Linked DNA regions of Homo sapiens: regions 2, 3 and 4 are each linked to region 1. Evidence: chromatin contacts called from ENCODE Hi-C or POLR2A ChIA-PET data. All regions are on one chromosome and are shown on one strand. Each heading gives the region's core, a stretch centred on a gene start or an enhancer-like site at or near the end of the contact. The rest is flanking DNA. Distances are from core to core; before and after follow the strand shown. Region 1 holds the start of ARHGDIB (Rho GDP dissociation inhibitor beta). Region 2 holds the start of LOH12CR2 (loss of heterozygosity on chromosome 12, region 2). Region 3 holds the start of DDX47 (DEAD-box helicase 47). Region 4 holds the start of DUSP16 (dual specificity phosphatase 16).

Evidence for each region. Hi-C counts contacts between places; a loop is a spot of excess contacts on that map. ChIA-PET counts read pairs that join two places held with the same protein, here RNA polymerase II (POLR2A). Pooled maps may share reads with other maps.
Region 2: a map of CD8-positive, alpha-beta T cell shows a loop between it and region 1 (7-fold over the local background). The contact joins the promoter of LOH12CR2 here to the promoter of ARHGDIB in region 1. A Hi-C loop is called at or near these places in 1 of 168 maps with a recorded cell type or tissue (CD8-positive, alpha-beta T cell), 1 of 37 single-sample maps with no recorded cell type and 6 of 50 pooled maps.
Region 3: a loop to region 1 is called in a pooled map, with 5 times the contacts of the local background. The contact joins the promoter of DDX47 here to the promoter of ARHGDIB in region 1. A Hi-C loop is called at or near these places in 3 of 37 single-sample maps with no recorded cell type and 9 of 50 pooled maps.
Region 4: a loop to region 1 is called in a pooled map, with 5 times the contacts of the local background. The contact joins the promoter of DUSP16 here to the promoter of ARHGDIB in region 1. A Hi-C loop is called at or near these places in 1 of 37 single-sample maps with no recorded cell type and 7 of 50 pooled maps. POLR2A ChIA-PET finds 5 or more read pairs at or near these places in 1 of 52 experiments (activated CD4-positive, alpha-beta T cell).

The regions. Positions count from the first base shown.
Region 1 is chr12:14,959,664-14,963,993 of GRCh38, reverse strand. ARHGDIB (Rho GDP dissociation inhibitor beta) reads left to right here and starts at 2,393. Exons shown (of 6, transcript NM_001175.7): 1 at 2,393-2,457. RefSeq lists enhancers at 2,571-2,690, 3,941-4,050.
Region 2 is chr12:12,354,859-12,359,290 of GRCh38, reverse strand. LOH12CR2 (loss of heterozygosity on chromosome 12, region 2) reads left to right here and starts at 2,224. Exons shown (of 2, transcript NR_024061.1): 1 at 2,224-2,363; 2 at 2,486-3,883. It overlaps BORCS5 (BLOC-1 related complex subunit 5), which reads right to left and starts at 2,213. Exons shown (of 4, transcript NM_058169.6): 1 at 1,782-2,213. The coding sequence starts at 1,839. RefSeq lists enhancers at 784-863, 1,750-2,428 and a silencer at 1,804-1,883.
Region 3 is chr12:12,811,844-12,816,329 of GRCh38, reverse strand. DDX47 (DEAD-box helicase 47) reads right to left here and starts at 2,984. Exons shown (of 12, transcript NM_016355.4): 1 at 2,876-2,984; 2 at 2,106-2,199. The coding sequence starts at 2,962. RefSeq lists an enhancer at 2,848-3,157.
Region 4 is chr12:12,561,613-12,566,042 of GRCh38, reverse strand. DUSP16 (dual specificity phosphatase 16) reads left to right here and starts at 3,180. Exons shown (of 7, transcript NM_030640.3): 1 at 3,180-3,926. RefSeq lists silencers at 2,871-3,380, 3,831-3,910, 3,941-4,060, 4,081-4,280.

The DNA of each region.
Region 1 (4,330 bases), core at 1,144-3,643:
AAACAGTCTCCTAATAGATTTTATTCACATCAAATCCAACCACATCAGTTTGCCAGAGTAAACTAAGTGAAATGCAAAACAATCATGTCCATCCTTTACTTTCAACAGTTCCCCATCACTGATAGGATCTAGGCCGAGTTCGTTATTAACATGGCATAAGAGGTCCGTGGTGATCTGAACACTGTGCCTGCCCTGCTCTAGGTATATTTCTCATTCACATGTAACTTCCACTTTACATTCCAACAATCTTGAGCTGCTTGCTTATAATACCCTGCATATCCCACATCATTTTGGGAGGCCAGGGCCGTGTTGCTGCTCATGTTTCTCCTCTACCTCGAGTGCCTTCTCTTTCACTCCCAACCCTTCGCTCATCAACTACTCAAAACCTACTCTCCCTCTTAACTGAGCGCAGTGGTCACTTCCTCCAAAAAGCCTTCCTTGATGTCCTTACATGTACTCTCAAAACACACCATGTATTTTTTCTTTTCCTATGCTGACAAAAAAAAAATTAAATTTGTCTGCTTCTGTCTTCCCCATTACATCTTTTAGCTACTTGAGGTCTAGGACTGTGTCTTGTTTATTTCTGTACCTTTCCGTGGCTCCTTGCATATGACCAGGAATTAAGTATATTTTGATAATTGGAGTCCTTTTAGAACTTTCTAAAATTATGAATGCTCTCTCATCCCCCAATAAATACATTAATCTATAATACAAATCTGTAAAATATGTATTGATTTTACAGATTTTTCTGGGAAGGGGTGCTCCCATACCCTCCGATATACACTGGGCTCTGGAGGGAAAAAAAAAGCCAGGTTTGCCTAGTGAGGTGTTCCCTAATAACATGAGAAATGAGTGGTGGAATAGAGACCATGCATTTACCATTTTTCATTTTTAAATATTTCTTGTTACAATTAATGTATTCTGCCTGTGTTATTTTAATTGTCTCCTAGGTACAACATAAGTTCCACAGGGCAGCAGAGATGTCGCCTGCGGTCTATTGCTGCACAAGGGAACTAGAACAGTACTTGAAAGAAAAGAGGTGCTCGATAAATGTTATGGAATGAATAAATGTATCCCCTCTTGAGGGTGCAGAGCTATAGAATGTGTAAGTTACTGCCTTCTGTGTAAATTAGGGTTTGCTTTGTTTTTACAATAAAGTTATGTACATTGTTTCAAGGGCTGTATTCTGTCTATGCTATTTTAAAATTTATAGAATAAAGTGGTATTAGGCTTTTAGTATTTTTGCTCATTTTAATTATATACTATTTTCCTTTTCATATTTTTCTAGGCTAATCTCTTCTCACGTGAAATGACTCCCTTGATTATTCCGATTTCATTGACTCTAAGTAGAAGGCAAACCCTGTGGTATCAATTTACAAAGGGAAATGAAGAAGATGCAGTACATTTAGGTGAAAACAAAATAAACGTCAGTTTCTCCAAATTTGTGTGCTTAGTCAGATCTAAATATATTGATGTAGTGTAAATACTGAATATTGAAATATTAACCTAAATAAGCATTTATTATTGGTAACAGCTACGGGAATATACAGCATGAATGTGACTTGGCTGCTTAAAAACTGTTCCTCAGATGGTTTAAACATGGCCTCCGAGACTTGTTCCCATTTAAATTACTTCATAAACCATTTCCTCAAATATGGTACAAAGTCTATTTTGGCACTTGTTAAGTTGTCACAAATTCTGAGTTGGAAGACTATGAATTAATGAAGTTTTACTTCCTTTTGTAATTTCTTTCCTAGGTTTCATCAAAGACAGTACTTTCGCTTGCTTGTTTGTTTCATTTGAAGAAAAATCAGCCAAAACTATTAAAAACAATATTTGACTGTTTGTAGTGCAATACAAAGCTACGTCTTGAAATTATAACCAACAAAACTCCAAAAATCTGTTTAAGGACACATTTTTAAATTTAGGACCGTAGTATATGCAGTTAACAATCATCATTTCTTAGCACTCTACATTCACTGCCAGCAAACTTTCAACGTATCTGGTTGATAATGAAGCTGGCGGGGACCCAGTGGGAACAGAAGTGAGTGGTACAAAGTAAAGCCGATGTGAATTTATTGCTACTGGTTTCAGGCTCCTTACCTCCATAGGCTTATGCACTGCAATGACCTGATTATCAGAAATACCCTCACAATTATTCATAATACCCATAGCTATAGGCTCCACACTCTTGCGTGTACATTCATGCATCTCCACGTCACACGGGCTGTCATGCTCGCACATGTGCCATTAATTGACAAGAATGCTGCTCAAGTTGGCTGATCAAGAGATAGGCAGTGCAAAGGAACAGGATTTGAGACAGCCCAGGGTTTCCTCTTCAAGTAGGTCTAAAACATTTTTTTTTCTCATTGACTTCCTTCCTGTTCTAACTGCCAGTACTCAGAAGTCAGAGTTGAGAGACAGAGGCACCCCGGACAGAGACGTGAAGCACTGAATGTAAGTTCAAATACCTCGGGCTGGGGAGGCTTCAGGTGGGCACAGAGCAAAGTCGGAAACCTCTAGACGGGGCTACCGCCCTCGACAGTTTATTATTTTTTTAGAGGGGCAGTTCTTCTTTAAAACAAACTTTATGATAAGAAATTGCTAAGGAGGCTGCAGAGAAGGGGAAGTTAGAGGAGGGAAGGGTAGCAGTGACTCAGGGGAGGAGGCTTAAAAAAGGAGGGTACAGGGTGCGCTGCAGCCCAGGAAGTGCAATCCTGAATATTCTCAGAAGGGCTCTGAGAACACGCACCGGGAGTGCCTGGAGGGGTTTCCTGCAAAGTAGGAGCAGGCACCTGGCCAGGCTTGGAAGAAAAAGACTGTAGATCCAAAATGATACGGTCTGTGCTGGTGGATGGTGGGTTGTGCTGGGGTGGAGATATGTGGTTTCCTGTTTTTAAGCAGACAATGTAAAAAGACTGGTTGAAAGAGAAAAAAAAATGGTTCAAAGCTGTCAAATATTAAACTGTCTTCCACTAAATAATTTTCTGGTGATATAAGAGAAATGCATAATGAAATCCTCCCTTAGAGTGCAGGGGCTTTATCCCTCAAAGAGGAAGTATGGTATAGCACATTGTTATGTACTCATGAGTCATACAGTGATAGAATTTCTACCACTGACAAAGGCTGTGTATTAAATTCCTGCAGTCGGATGGGCAGATCTTTGCTGTTGTTGTCAAAAATAATAATAGGGCTGGGCGTGGTGGCTCACGCCTGCAATCCCAGCACTTTGGGAGGCCGAGGCGGGTAGATCACCTGAGGTCAGGAGTTCAAGACCGGCTTGACCAACATGGTGAAACCCCATCTCTACTGAAAATACAAAATTAGCTGGGTGTGGTGGTGCATCCCTGTAATCCCAGTTATTTGGGAGGCTGAGGCAGGAGAATCACTTGAACCCAGGAGGCAGGGGTTGCAGTGAGCCAAGATCACGCCATTGCACTCCAGCATGGGCAACAAGAGCGAAACTCTGGCTCAAAAAATAAAAATATTAATAATGATAATAGCCCTTTAGGTATGAGATAACTAACAGCAAACATGGAAAACACCAAATAACGTATTAAGAGACAGGTTTGAGAAAAATTCAAGGGGGCCCAGCTAGGACAGCTGATCAGTGGGCCTTCAAAATGTCAAGGTCTGAATTTCAGCCACCATTAGGAGAAGTGCTTTAGGTATGACCTGAAATACTTTCTTCCCTTTTAGAGGACTTCCCAGCCAGCATGTTTCATAAACATAATCTGTAATTAAACTCTAGACCTATGGTAACTTGAGGTGTGTGTCTGGCAAGCCCTGGGCAGTTCTTCATTCAGAGTGGGGAAAGGCAGACTGCTCTCACCCGGAGGGCTCATGGTCACCACTTCACATGGAGACCTAGAGCCCCTGGAGTCAGGGTTGGCCTGGCCATCTTCACTGCAGGGATGGTCAGGCACAGGAGATCAAGAGGACCATGGCACCTGTTGGTCCGGAGAGACAGGGGGCAGAGGTCCAGTCCCTAGCAGGCATCGTGAATCTTGCCATTGGCTTTGTGTTTTTTTAATTTGTAAGAATATATTCCCTCCCAAAGCAGATATAGCACAAGCTTAGTAACAAGAGCATCTTACTCTTTTGTGAGATGTGTGAAATTCTAAGAGACAGTTCTTTCTCCATCCATGCTTCACAGATGCAAAACCTGAGGACTAACTATGCTGTCACTGAACAGAAACTGGCAAGCATTTTTCAGGCCTCGACTGGAATTTGGTCCTTCCTTGCTTTGGAGAGCATGAGTTTGTCCCCTAGGGAAGTTAGCTCTGAGCAACATTAAGGTTCTGTTTTCAGTAGACACTCAGCACCACAA
Region 2 (4,432 bases), core at 975-3,474, 2.6 Mb after region 1:
GTAGCTAGGACTACAGCCCCCTCACTCTTAAAATTATAGCATTAGTCCAGGGCAAAAATAGCCAGTAAGTCCATTCTAGGCTGAGGCAAAAATCAGAAATTTGGAGGACAAAGAGGGAGATCAATTCAGGTTCCTTGGGAGAAAGTAATCCATTTGGAGGGAAGTGATTCAAATTATAAAGGACTCCCTAGACCAAGAAATCATCCTCTCCCCCAAATATCTTCCAGACTGGGACAAGAATGAATCTTTAAAGTGTTTTATGCTCTAGAAGGTAATATTCCCAGGCTCATTATAGTCATATCTCAAAGGTTAATCCAGGGATGCCATAGAACTGTTCTGCCTCCTAGAAGCTCGTCTCCGGAGGCTTGGCATTCACTCTTCTAGAAAAATCTCTGCTGCTTTTATTTCTTTTCAAGAAATATTTATTTACCTGTTTTGGTAATTTACCTAACATTTTACAAAAGCCATGCCAGAAATCTTTCCTGCTATAAATTGTGATTCCTCCTTCCCCAGATACCAGAGGAAAGGGGACTTCAAAACACTCTAGCTAACCTCTACTACTTTATCTGTAAAATGGGATTACTGCAAAAATTATATGTAAATGTATGTAAAGTACCGGGCACAGGGGAATAGGCAAATTCTAACATCGGAAATGCTCGAATGCTGTTGGTTCATGGGCAAGAAAACAAATTAAAAAGATGCCACACCGCTTCCCCCTAAAATATGTTTCTGCCCTGCCATAGAGGCAAGAATGTCAAAGGTGGCAATTATTATATTTCTTATAACAGATATGACACTCTGGCCCTTCCAAGGAAATAGAAAAACGTAGCAAAGCTAGTAGATGCTGCTCACCATTCAAAGCTGCCCCAATCCAGTCCCCAGAATGTAGGTCTGAACTAGTCTTGAAAGTCACACCTTAAAGTGAAACACCCTTAGATCTATTAGCTTGCCTATTTCTGAATTACAGCTCCTATCAAGAACAGAGAACTTCTAAAATCGGCGACTCTTTTTAGGCCCCAGATTTAACCAATTTGCGTTAGCAACCCCGGAGCTTAACCAAAGCACTCCCAGCTGTCCTAGCGTGTGGGTAACAAAAAAAGCAGCAAATGGTCCTCAATTAAACATCAGCTGCTTTATCTATTTATTGAACACTCACTGTATTGCAAACACAATAATCCTCCCATTCTTGTCTCAAACGCTTAGAGAAGTCTAAAAATCATGGACAGAGAACAACAATGGAAAACACCAGTGCCTGCTGTCTGGCCAACCTCTACAAGATTAGAAAACGGACCAAGACACCTTCTGAGAAGAAAAAGCTGTTTCTGGAGACCTTTGCACTAAAGGGTTCAAAGCAAGTGGACACCTATCACATATCCCTTCAGAAAAGGAACCTCTAACACCCGTTTTTAAGAAACAGACTGTTCTTAGAGGTCCTATAATCCATCCACTGTGTGAGCCAAATCTCACTACATCAGCCATGAGCACTAGAGCCAAAAATTAATTAGCTCGTCTTTTAAACAGGAGGCTGTAGCTGGGAGAAACGGCTGTTTTGAAAATAAATAAGGGCACTGGCGCCCACGCTGGCTTAGCTTGCAGTCACACGCACTTCCATCAGGGGAATCGAGGCCAGGACAGATGGTGACTTTTTTTTTTTCCTACTAGCACGGTGAAGGCTTTTTCTGTGCGTTCCCGTCCGCAGTCCCTGACCCTAGTCTGGGAGGCAGCCCGCTCTGCAAGGGGACAGGGCGGGCTGGAGGAGGGTGGGAGGTTAGGACACCGACCTGAGGAGTTCAGATCGTTGGGTCGGCTCTCGGCCTCGGAGCTCTGCTCACTGCCCATGGTGCCGACAGCGGTGGCAGCAGAAGAACGGCGGGCCGGGCGGTCACCGCTCCGGCGGCGGGCGACAGGGCAGGGGCCAGGGACCGGGACGGGGAGGCAAAGCAGAGTCTGGGCGCCGCAGCGAGGCTAATGTGTGGGGCTGACGCGTCCAGCCCACGCAGGGGCCTGGGCGGCGGGAGAAGGAGAGGCCCTATTTGGGGAACAGAAACGCAAGGAGGCGCGGCGCGAACGCACGCGGCTAGCCCTCCTTCTTTCCGGGAGCCCTAAGAGAACCGGCAGATGACACTGGCTTTGCCGCACCTGCGGCCGGCGGGCGGCGCCGCTTTCACTCACTGGTTCACGCTCCGCAAGCTCGCTCCTTCCGGGACGCAGATGGGCGGTGCCGGCTACGCAAGACCTTCAGTTCCGGATTAGGAGGCCCCGCCCCCCGGCCCGAGGGAGGGGCGGAGAGACCCGCTCCTGCGACTTAGGGCGATGCCACCTTAAAGGGCTTGACCTCCTCGAAGCCAGAACTGCGGAAGAGGGTAAGCCCTTTCCTGTTGTAAGGATGCGTCACCTTTAAAACACCACCCACACTATTAAGCTCTTCAATACCCACATGTGAGAACAACTTTACAAAATAGGTATTTTTAACCCTGTTTTACAGATGGAGAAAGAAACGCTAGATAGACCCAGGATTCGAACCCACAACAGCTTGGATGCAAAGCTCATTTTGAATTCTGAAGAGCTGGGAGTTTAGCAGTGGACGACCAAACAAAAAAATACCAGAAGACGGTGAAAGCAGCAGCTGGAAATGAGAGAAAAATTAAGAAATAGAAAATGCTGTTTCATGTATTAGGGAGTGCACATCTTTAAAGAGAAGTGAAGAACCTTTTTGGCTAGGCGCTTTCTGGGGACCTTGGCAGTTATCAACAAGTCACTCTGAAACTAACAGAAGGTGAGGAGGGAGTAATCCAGAAAGGAAACTGCCATTTTTGCTAGGGCAAGAAAGTAGACCTAGCAATGCAATGCCATCAAGGAGTTAGCTGGCTCTAGCGTTCTCCGAACTTTGCAACTCATTTTATATTACATTGTCTGCGTCAAGAAATTTCAAGTAAATGCCTTGAGATTTTATATGTATAAAATGTAGTCTCTGGCCAGGCGGGGTGGCTCACGCCTGTAATCCCAGCACTTTGGGAGGCTGAGGCGAGTAGATCACGATGTCAGGAGATCAAGACCATCCTGGCTAACATGGTGAAACCCCGTCTCTACTAAAAAATACAAAAAATTAGCCGGGCATGATGGTGGGCGCCTGTAGTCCCAGCTACTCGGGAGGCTGAGACAGGAGAATGGTGTGAACCCGGGAGGCAGAGCTTGCAGTGAGCCGAGATCGCGCCACTGCACTCCAGCCTGGGCGACAGAGCGAGACTCCGTCTCAAAAAAAAAAAAAAAAAAAAAAGTCTCAGAAGAAGTGTCAAGTTGACTAAATGATTTTTAAGTCCCTTCCACTCTACTATATCACAATAATTTCCCCTATTTTACCTTATTTAATTTTCACAACAACCCTGCAGCCTGTAAGTAGGTGACTCCTCCATGGTCAGCAGGTGGTCAGTGGTCGAACTATTTAGGACTATCTGATGCTCTTTCCTCTGCTCACCATTGCAATACAATGAGAAAAATGCAAATGAATCTAAGTACAGTGTTCTCTGGGAATATGAAGATAGAACTAAAAACTGCCTGAGAGATCAGGGCAGGCTTCTAGAAAGTTGTGTCTAACTAGTCTTGAGGTTTACATAAACCACACCAGGCTGATGGGACTGGGAAGGGCCCACTAAGCAGTGAGACCATTCCCTTTTGGAGAGTCCTTGCATCCCCTCCCAGATTTCCTCTTTGAGGGGAAGGTGAGAGAGGAGGTAAAAGGGGTGAGGAATGGAGAATAACTCATTCTGGTTCTTGTTTCCCCTTTTCCACATAAAAGTATATTTGTCTTGTGTTCCATACACCAGTCCATACTGATGTGATGGTGTTTTTTATGCTTCCTTTTGAATAAACATTTCATTCTTAAAAGGATAGTCTGTCGCATCAACTGATGAATGGATAAATAAAGTGTGGTAATCATGGAATATTTATTCAGCCAAAATGAGGGAAGGATGAAATCATACTGATACATGCTACAACATAGAGTAACCTTGACAACATTATTCAATATGAAAAAGGCCTGTCAGGCCGGGTGCGGTGGCTCACGCCTGTAATCCCAGCACTTTGGGAGGCCGAGGCGGGCGGATCACGGGGTCAGGAGATTGAGACCATCCTGGCTGACAAACTGAAATCCTGTCTCTACTAAAAATACAAAAAAAATTAGCCGGGCGTGGTGGCGGGCGCCTGTATTTCCAGCTACTCAGGAGGCTGAGGCAGGAGAATCGCTTGAACCCAGAAGGCGGAGCTTGCAGTGAGCAGAGATCGCACCACTGCACTCCAGCCTGGGCGACAGAGCGAAGACTCCGTCTCAAAAAAAAAAAAAACAAAGCGTATCACAAAAGACCACATATTGTAGATTTCATTTATATGAAATGTCCAGGAGAAGCACTACAGAGAGAGAAATATGTTAGTGTTG
Region 3 (4,486 bases), core at 1,735-4,234, 2.1 Mb after region 1:
AATTTTCAAATACACAAAACATTATTCACTGTAGTCACCATGCTATTCAATAGATCTTCAGAACTTATCCATCCTGGCTAACTGAAACCGTACCCTGAGCAACATTTCCCCATTCCCCTCCCACAAGGTCAACTCTATCTCATTGATATCCAAAATCAATTACTTCCAACTGAACTCATCTTTCCTGCATTTTTCCCCCGTTCCTTTTTTGTATCAGTGGTACACCAATAATATGCCCTAAACATACAGCCTAGAAACTTAGATTTTCCCCACCCCTTCCTTGCCTTCCACTTGCTTAACTGGTTGTAAAATCATAATGATTCTTTTTCCAACATTTTCTTTTTCATTCTACCACCACCCTACCCATTATTGATTGCAAAAATCATTACAAAGACCTACTAATTGGTTTCCCAGACTCAGTCTCTTGTTTCTAATGATCTTTCACAGCTATGAGATTAATCTTCCAAGAGTACAACTCTAAATCCTTCATCTCCAAAAATGCCCCACTGCCTATGAAACGAAGACCAAATTCCTTGACCCAGCACTCAAATCCTTCATAATCCGGCCCCAATCACCTTACTAAACTTTTTCACCACTCTGCTAAGTACTTGCAAATCTCCATACATGCCCATGTTTTCCAGTTGGCTTTTTTTCATGCTGTTCCCTATGCCTAGAAAGTCCTCCCCTCCCATCATATCTGAATGTCTAAATCCTTCTAAAGTCAGTGTTCAAGGTTCAGCTCACATGTCTTCCCAACCTCCCCAGCCAAAAATAAAATGAAATAAATCTTCTCTAATCCATCCTAATTAGAAGTAATCTCTTCTCCCTCAGTGCACTCTGAATGTAACTTTCTTAGGTCCCTGTTCAACTTGTAATAAATTTATAATTATCTCTTTAATAGATTATAGACTCTTGGAGAGGACAGACTGTTAACCTCCAGTGCCTTACATTTACAACAAATAGTAACTATTTATGGAAAGAGCAAATGGAATTTTGTAGAGTAAGTCTAACCCCTTTTCCACATGACAGCTCTTCAAATCATTAAATCTTTCAATTATTATCAATAATAATCACTACATTAATTACTAATGAGTAATAATTATAGCTTACATTAATCACTAATAATATAGTAATACAGTAATAGCTACATTAATACTAACAATAATTAGCCACATTACCCCTCTTATAACAATTGCTATGATTACATTCACTCTCTCTGAGGATCTTAATAGATTTCAGTTAACTAAGACCTCTGGGCCTCTTTTATCACCCACCCTAATCCTGTAAAGTTGGTACTTTAGGAATCTAAGAGCAGGACTTTACTTCTACTCCTATTAAAGTTCATCCTGTTACAGCCAGATGTGGTGGCTCACACCTGTAATCCCAGCACTTTGGGAGGCCAAGGCAGGTAGATCACTTGAGGTCAGGAGTTCGAGACCAGCCTGGCCAACATGCTGAAACCCCATCTCTACTAAAAATACAAAATTAGCCGGACATGGTGATGCGCCTGTAATCCATTACTTGGGAGGCTGAGGCGGGAGAGTTGCTTGAACCTGGAAGGCAGAGGTTGCAGTGAGCCAAGACCGCACCACTGCACTCCAGCCTGGGCGACAGAGCGAAACTCTATCTCAAAAAAAACTCCATCTTAAAAAAAAGATCTCAAAAAGAAAAAAGTTCATCCCATTAGTTTCAGTTCCAGTAGCCATCAATCTGCTTTAACCACTGTTTTACAAATCTGATAAACATGGCTCACAGCAAGAATTCTCAACTCCTCAAGACACACATATGTGTTCCAGGCATCCTTCCCTAAGTGTGCGCCCACTGATGCATAAAGTCTACCAAGATTGTCGTTAATATACTTTAACTTTAACCTAGGGCTTCCTTAAAGTCAGCATCTGTGGCAGAGAACAAACCCTTTCAGCTATTAAGACAGAAAGTAAGCTCAGTAAAATTGGAGAATGACATTTTCAAATACCATTACCCAAACTTTGTACCTTTAGTGACCATATCCTTATTTCACTTGAAGTATGCAAGCAACAGCTTTCAAAAGGGGTATCTAATTGAGATAACTTTATATTAAATCTGTACGAAGTCATACAACCTACCTTGTAAGGCCAAAGGAATAGCTTCAATCTGGATCTTGGTGGGTTTTGTCCATCCCAACTGGTCACAAGCTTCACACAACACATCTGTCACACCCTTGGAATTCAGAAAAATATACCTTAGCCAAGAACAGCACACCCCTACCTCCCTCCTACTTAACTGACTGTCAGACCCATCATGTACAACCATTGTATTTGATTTAAAAGGTATTTACTGTGCATCTCAGAGCCTACTCTTTAACTATACCATGAGACAGTAGCTCAAGACTTAACGAACACTTTCTGCTCACCAAGGCCAAGGCCAGGTGCTTTACATGTATCATCTCATTTAATCGTCACAACAATTCTGCGAGGTAAGTACTTATTACTATCCCCAATTTACAGATGTGGAAAGAGAAACACAGAGAGGTAACAACTTGTCCTCAGTAAGAGACTGTGTCAAAATTCAAATCTGGTTGGTTCATCTGACTCCAAAGCTCCAGTTATAAAGAGACCAATTCCATTCCCCATATGTACAACCTCCTGGATGCACATACAAACGTTGCCACACTAAAGTGGCGAATAGGGCAAATAGGGGGTCTCAGGGCCCAGCAGCCCTCCCACCACCCAAACTCAGAGCACGTCCGAAACCCAGCCCTCTGAAATTCTGGGGAAAACCCAAGCTAGGCCCCAAGATGCTTTTGTACACTATCAGAGCGGGATCTAAGGTACCTGGGGTCTCCCTGAGCCTAGCACCAGAGTACATAAAAGAAGCCAGCGTCATCCATTCTCACCAGGTCTTTAAATGTTTTAGTTTCCTCCTCTTCCACAATCGGCTGGGACGCTTCGGTCGGAGAATCGTGTTCCTCGGGTGCCGCCATCTTGTGTGAGGTCTCCGGAAGTGGGTCTGCGGCGCGCGGGATGCTGGGAAATGTAGTTTTAGTTCTCCCCGGACGACGTGCTCTGCGCGCCCCCTGCGGGCTTGCCGGGGATTGCACCCGTCCGCTAGGCAGGTGGGGCCCAGTGAATATGGGCGCGTAGGCTTGCGGAATAGATCCGAGTGCAGAAGGGGCTGATCACCAGGGACTCCAGTTGACCTTTAGGTCCCTTTTAAAGAGCCTTCCCTACGTGTGTCGCCAGTTATGTTCCCCGCTTTTCTAACCATAGAGTTTGGAACGGATTGATATTACAATACTATTTTTTTATTATGTCATTACTTTATTCAATAATGTTGAGAACCTACCATTTGCTAAGGCTATGCTAGATGGCTGGTGAATAGGACAGCGACCCCTGCCCTCGTGAAGAAAAAGAAGACAGATCATAAATAAGCTATCACAGAGCATTTCAAATTGTGAAAAGTAGCTGGGTGTGCTCACGCCTGTAACCCCAGCACTGTGGGAGGACGAGGCGGGCGGATCACTTGAGCCCAGGAGTTCGAGACCAGCCTGGGCAACGTGGCGAAACCCTGTGTCTGCAAAATGCAAAAATCAGTCAGGCATGCATGGTGGCATGCGCCTGTAATCCCAGCTATTCAGGGGGCTGAGGTTGAGGGATCAGTTGACCCCGGAAGTTGAGGCTGCAGTGAGTGGAGATGGTGCTACTGTACTCCAGCCTGGGCAACAGAGTGAAACCCTGTTCACATAAAAATTACAGAGTAACCTGGGGAGGGTGGGTTGTGGGGATAACTGTGAGATTGGGAAGGCCTCTCTGAGACAGTGATATTTGAGTTAAGACCTCACTGTTGAGCAGGAGAAAACGCTTTAAGATCCCAGGAGATAATCATTCCAGAGTGAGAGAATTCCAAGTACCAAGACTGTGAAGCTACTAAGGCTATTCTGGAAAGCAGCAAATTCAGAGCTGTATGTTGCATGCCCCATGGCCAGCGAGTGCCCTCCTGTGGCCTGTCACTTGGGTCTCACACTGCGCAGGGTGCTCGTTGCAGTTTTATTCCTGAGGATGGGAAGTTGGGGGCAATCTGGTGTCCGTCACTGGGAAAATGCATAGTTAAAATGTGAACATGGTGTCTACAAACATGCCCTTAACAATATGATTAGATCTGAAAAACCTAGTGCTTAGTGAGAAAAGCATAAAATATATCAAGTATATTAAAATATAGGCCCACAGATATCACATTCTGCTAAAACACATCCAACAGAAGATACACTTGAAATATTTTAGAATGGTTGCCTGCAGAGGGAGAAGAATTAGAATAAAACTGGGAATTGGGAATAAAAGAATTAAGTGTATAAGACAATAGGCCGGCCGCGGTGGCTCACACCTGTATCTTAGCACTTTGGGAGGCCAAGGCAGATGGATCACTTGAAGTCAAGAGTTCGAGACCAGCCTGGTCAACATAGTGAAATCCAGTCTCTACTAAAAACACAAAAATTAGCCAGGCATGGTGG
Region 4 (4,430 bases), core at 1,931-4,430, 2.4 Mb after region 1:
CCCACATCTCAGACGATGGGCGGCCGGGCAGAGACGCTCCTCACTTCCTAGATGGGATGGCAGCCGGGAAGAGGCGCTCCTCACTTCCTAGATGGGATGGCGGCCGGGCAGAGACGCTCCTCACTTCCAGATGGGGCAGCCAGGCAGAGGGGCTCCTCACGTCCCAGACGATGGGCAGCCAGGCAGAGACGCTCCTCACTTCCCAGATGGGGTGGCGGCCGGGCAGAGGCTGCACTCTCAGCACTTTGGGAGGCCAAGGCAGGCGGCTGGGAGGTGGAGGTTGTAGCGAGCCGAGATCACGCCACTGCACTCCAGCCTGGGCACCATTGAGCACTGAGTGAACCAGACTCAGTCTGCAATCCCGGCACCTCAGGAGGCCGAGGCTGGCGGATCACTCACGGTTAGGAGCTGGAGACCAGCCCGGCCAACACAGCGAAACCCCGTCTCCACCAAAAAAATACGAAAACCAGTCAGGCGTGGCGGTGCGTGCCTGCAATCGCAGGCACTCAGCAGGCTAAGGCAGGAGAATCAGGCAGGGAGGTTGCAGTGAGCCGAGATGGCAGCAGTATAGTCCAGCTTCGGCTCGGCATCAGAGGGAGATCGTGGAAAGAGAGGGAGCGGGAGCGGGAGCGGGAGAGGGAGAGGGCTGTTTCCACATATTTATTGTTAGTATGTAGAAAACCTTTCTTAGTAAAAGAAAGAAATGTACTCTTCGGTGAAGTAAACTTGTTTAGTGGTTTCCCCTTCACCTGCTGGGCAGGTAACAATCTATTTATTCTAACATTCAAGTACCTCCACAATGTGCCTCTGTATCTCTTAAATTTAACCTCATACCTAATTGCTAAATACCGATTTCTACTGCTACTGGGTTTACTCTTCTGTCACTTGAATACACCTTACTCATTATTCATTCCACCTCCATGTCTTGGCTCATTGCCATTTGCCCTCTGGAATCTTCCCTCCACTGGCTTCTTCACTGCAAACTAAATCTGAACTGTCCTTCAAGGATAAGGTCAAAACTCTTTATAAGGTGCCTTCCCTGATAATCCCAGCCTACATTGCTCCTTTTCTCCCCTGATGTTTTTTTTTGTTTGTTTGTTTTTTTTTTTTTTTTTGAGATGGAGTCTCACTCTGTTGCCAGGCTGGAGTCTGGAGTGCAGTGGTGCGATCTCGGCTCATTGCAACCTCCACCTCCCGGGTTCAAGTGATTCTTCTGCCTCAGCCTCCTGAGTAGCTGGGACTACAGGCGCCCACCACCACGCCTGGCTAATTTTTGTATTTTTAGTAGAGACGGGGTTTCACCATGTTGGCCAGGATGGTCTCGATCTCTTGACCTCATGATCCACCCGCCTCGGGCCTCCCAAAGTGCTGGGATTATAGGCTTAAGCCACCACGCCCGGCCCCCTGACTCTTTTAACCAATATTGTACATCACTCAATCATTGATTTCGTTTTTAATGAGCTTTAATATACGTCTTGTTTCCAGAAATAGATGAAATACCCTGAGAGACTTCTATGATAGCTATGATGGCACCACATCATACATTACACAAACTTAATTGTGTAACTGAGGAAAGGGGAGAAACGTTTCAAGCCATGTCAGTTAAAGCAAGGTTACTGGAACTTTGGCATGCAAAGGGGATACCATTAATTCTCATGAATCTTTCCTCCAGGCAAGATCCATGCTCTGTACCACTAGTAAAAGGACTATCTTCTTCTTCCTTCCTAAAAATCCCAACACCTCCAACAAAGGTCTACAGTTAGATTTTTAGGGGTTTCCTGGTAGAGCACAAATAATCCCAAGGAAGCTGCAGTAACACCTCCTGGCCACCAGAGGACAGGGAGCAGTGGGAGAGATTTGCTTCCCCTAGCAAAGTCTTCAAGAGGCCAGAGGCACAGGCTCAAAGTTGCTTCTCCATCTGTGGCCTTCAGGCTTTACCTACTACTGCCAGAGGTGCTAGGGTGCCTCCCATCTTCAAATGGGCTTTTTTTTTCCCTCCTATAAAAGATGGGCCAGAAGTTCCCAGGGCCATACCCCGCAACACTAACCTTCAATGATTACCAATCATAAGGAATGCCTTTAGTTGCAGGACTTAAAGGCAGAAAAGTAGTAACAGGGGTGTATTATCTTTCGAACCCACCCAAACCTGCTTATCAGTTCTTTTGCTAGTGGAAAAACGTGCTTTAGGCAGGGTGCACATGGATATCCCACAGCAAACAGTGCCTTTAGGGTCTAGTGTCCCAATCCGGCACATTGTAAATGGAATATTTGAAGAGTTAGATTATTCCTACACATAAATTCTGGCTCATGGAGCAGTCCACTCGCAGGGTGCTTTTCCGTCATTAATCACATCTTTGTTATGTGATATCCACGTGAGTACTTCTCAGTAGAAGCAGCTTCATGCTCAAATGCTCAAAGAACATTGGAATAAAGCTCCGATTGTCCTATTCAGTGATTCCAAGTCCTGGTTTGTCACCACCTCAGGTCTCTCGTTTTCCAAAGTGCATAATGTCATCTCAAAACAGACATTTTAATGAATTCAAATAATAAAATGCACGAGGTATGTGGAGTTAAATCAACAAGGGTTTTGTACCTCTCAAGAGGCGGTTAACCCCTGGTCTTATTTAAAGATGTTTCTGCGCTGCCTCCTGTAGAAAACATTTTTAAAGAAAATGTAGGCTGCTTATCCTTGTATTTGTAAATATAAGCAAAGTAAAGTAATGTAGGAACATTTATGTGGGGGCTTTCAACCATAAACATATAGATAGCTGAATGCCTGACAACAGTAGTGTGATTTTTCTTGAAGTACCTGTAACTTCTCTCCTGAGAGATGGCAGAGCCTTGCCTTTTGCATTCGCCAGACTTTTTACAGAGCGAGTGTAATTCTCTCAAATCAGTGTTTGCGTTTTTTGACGTTGGTGAGGCAGCTGGAAACAGCTCAAGGAGGAGGGAAAGGTTCTGCGTCTGGGTGAGGGAGAAAACCCTCCGATACCTGTTGGGGCGCAGCACTGGAGGCGGACACCCCGGCCCGGGGGTCGGGGCCGCGAGCCCGGGGGTAGGGGGCGGGCGCGCGGGCGCGGGAGGAGGAGGAGGAGGAGGGAGAGGTGGGGGAGGAGGCCGCGGGGCCGCCTCCTCCGGCAGCTCCGGCTCCTCCCAGCGGCGCCCGCGGAACCTGCCTCAGAGTCGCCGGACTCTGGAAGGGAACATGACCTGACCCCTCCCCGAGCGGCCGGAACGAGGCGCGGAGCCGCGCTCCGGGCTCGGGCGGCCGCGGGATGGGCGAGCGCGCGGCCCCGCCCGGCGCCCACCGCCCTGCCCTCGCCTGTCTCCTCCTTTCCCCGGGGCTCCGCTGAGTTCATTCACTGGGATTGGTTTCAAGTGACGCCATCTCTTTATTTTTAAACCAATGACCTCATCCGCGCTTGAAGTTTCCTGACCAGCGACTCTTTCTCTTTCCCCCAACCCCCCACCCCACCCCCCCGCCTTTCCCCCTCTTTCTATGTATCAGTGTTTGGGGGGCTTTAATCAGTTTTTAAACGATTATTACCACCTCTCTCTCCCCCCCAACCCCCACTTTCACAACGCGGCCCCCCACCTTTACCTCCCTAAGTTCTTCATCTCTTTCGACATTTTTTTTGAAGGCTGATGGGGGGGAGGGTGGAAGAGAAAGAGTGAAGAAAAGTTGCGAGCGTCTCCTCTCTTCCTAAGCCTCCCGCCCCAACCCACCCCTCAGAGAAGGAGAAGATAATATACTGAAAAGAAGAGGAGGAGGAGAGCGACGGGACGGGACGCGAGCGGGAGCGCAGCCGCCCTCTCGGCTCCGCGGCGGCGCCTCGCAAGTCCGGGAGGCGAGGGGGGCCCGAGGGGAGACGCCGTGACAACTTTCGTTTCCCTCTGAGGGAATTGGGAGGTCGGCGGCCCCAAAAGTAAGTGGCCTTGGCGGGCCGCGCGGGGTGTGCGGGCGGGAGGGTGCGGGGCCCGGGGCGCCCTCCCGCCCGGCCGCATGGACGCTCCGCAGCGCGCCCCGACTCCCGGTGCCGGGCGCCGCGCTCCAGCCCCGCCGTCTCTGCCTTCCCGGGCGTACCGGCCACCCTTTCGGGAGGCGGCGTGGGGGCGACCGCGGCCGGGGGCCGCAGGAGCGTTTGAAGCGGGGGTGTAGGCCTGGCCGGAGGCTGGCCGGAGCGGGAAGGGGGCGTGCGGCCGGGCGCGGGGTCGCAGTGGGTGCGCTCCCGGCCGCTGCGCGGCGCTTGGACCGGGCCCCGCCGAGAGGAGCGGCCGCCGCGGGACGCGGCACCTTTGCGGGCGAAGCTGCTCACTTCCAGGCGCGACTGTTACACAACACGCCTGCCAAGTGGGGCCCTGGCCTGACTGTTCCCATTATCCCCAGTTCGCCTTTGGTGTAAGCAGCGAGGCCACCTGGGTGGTGACGG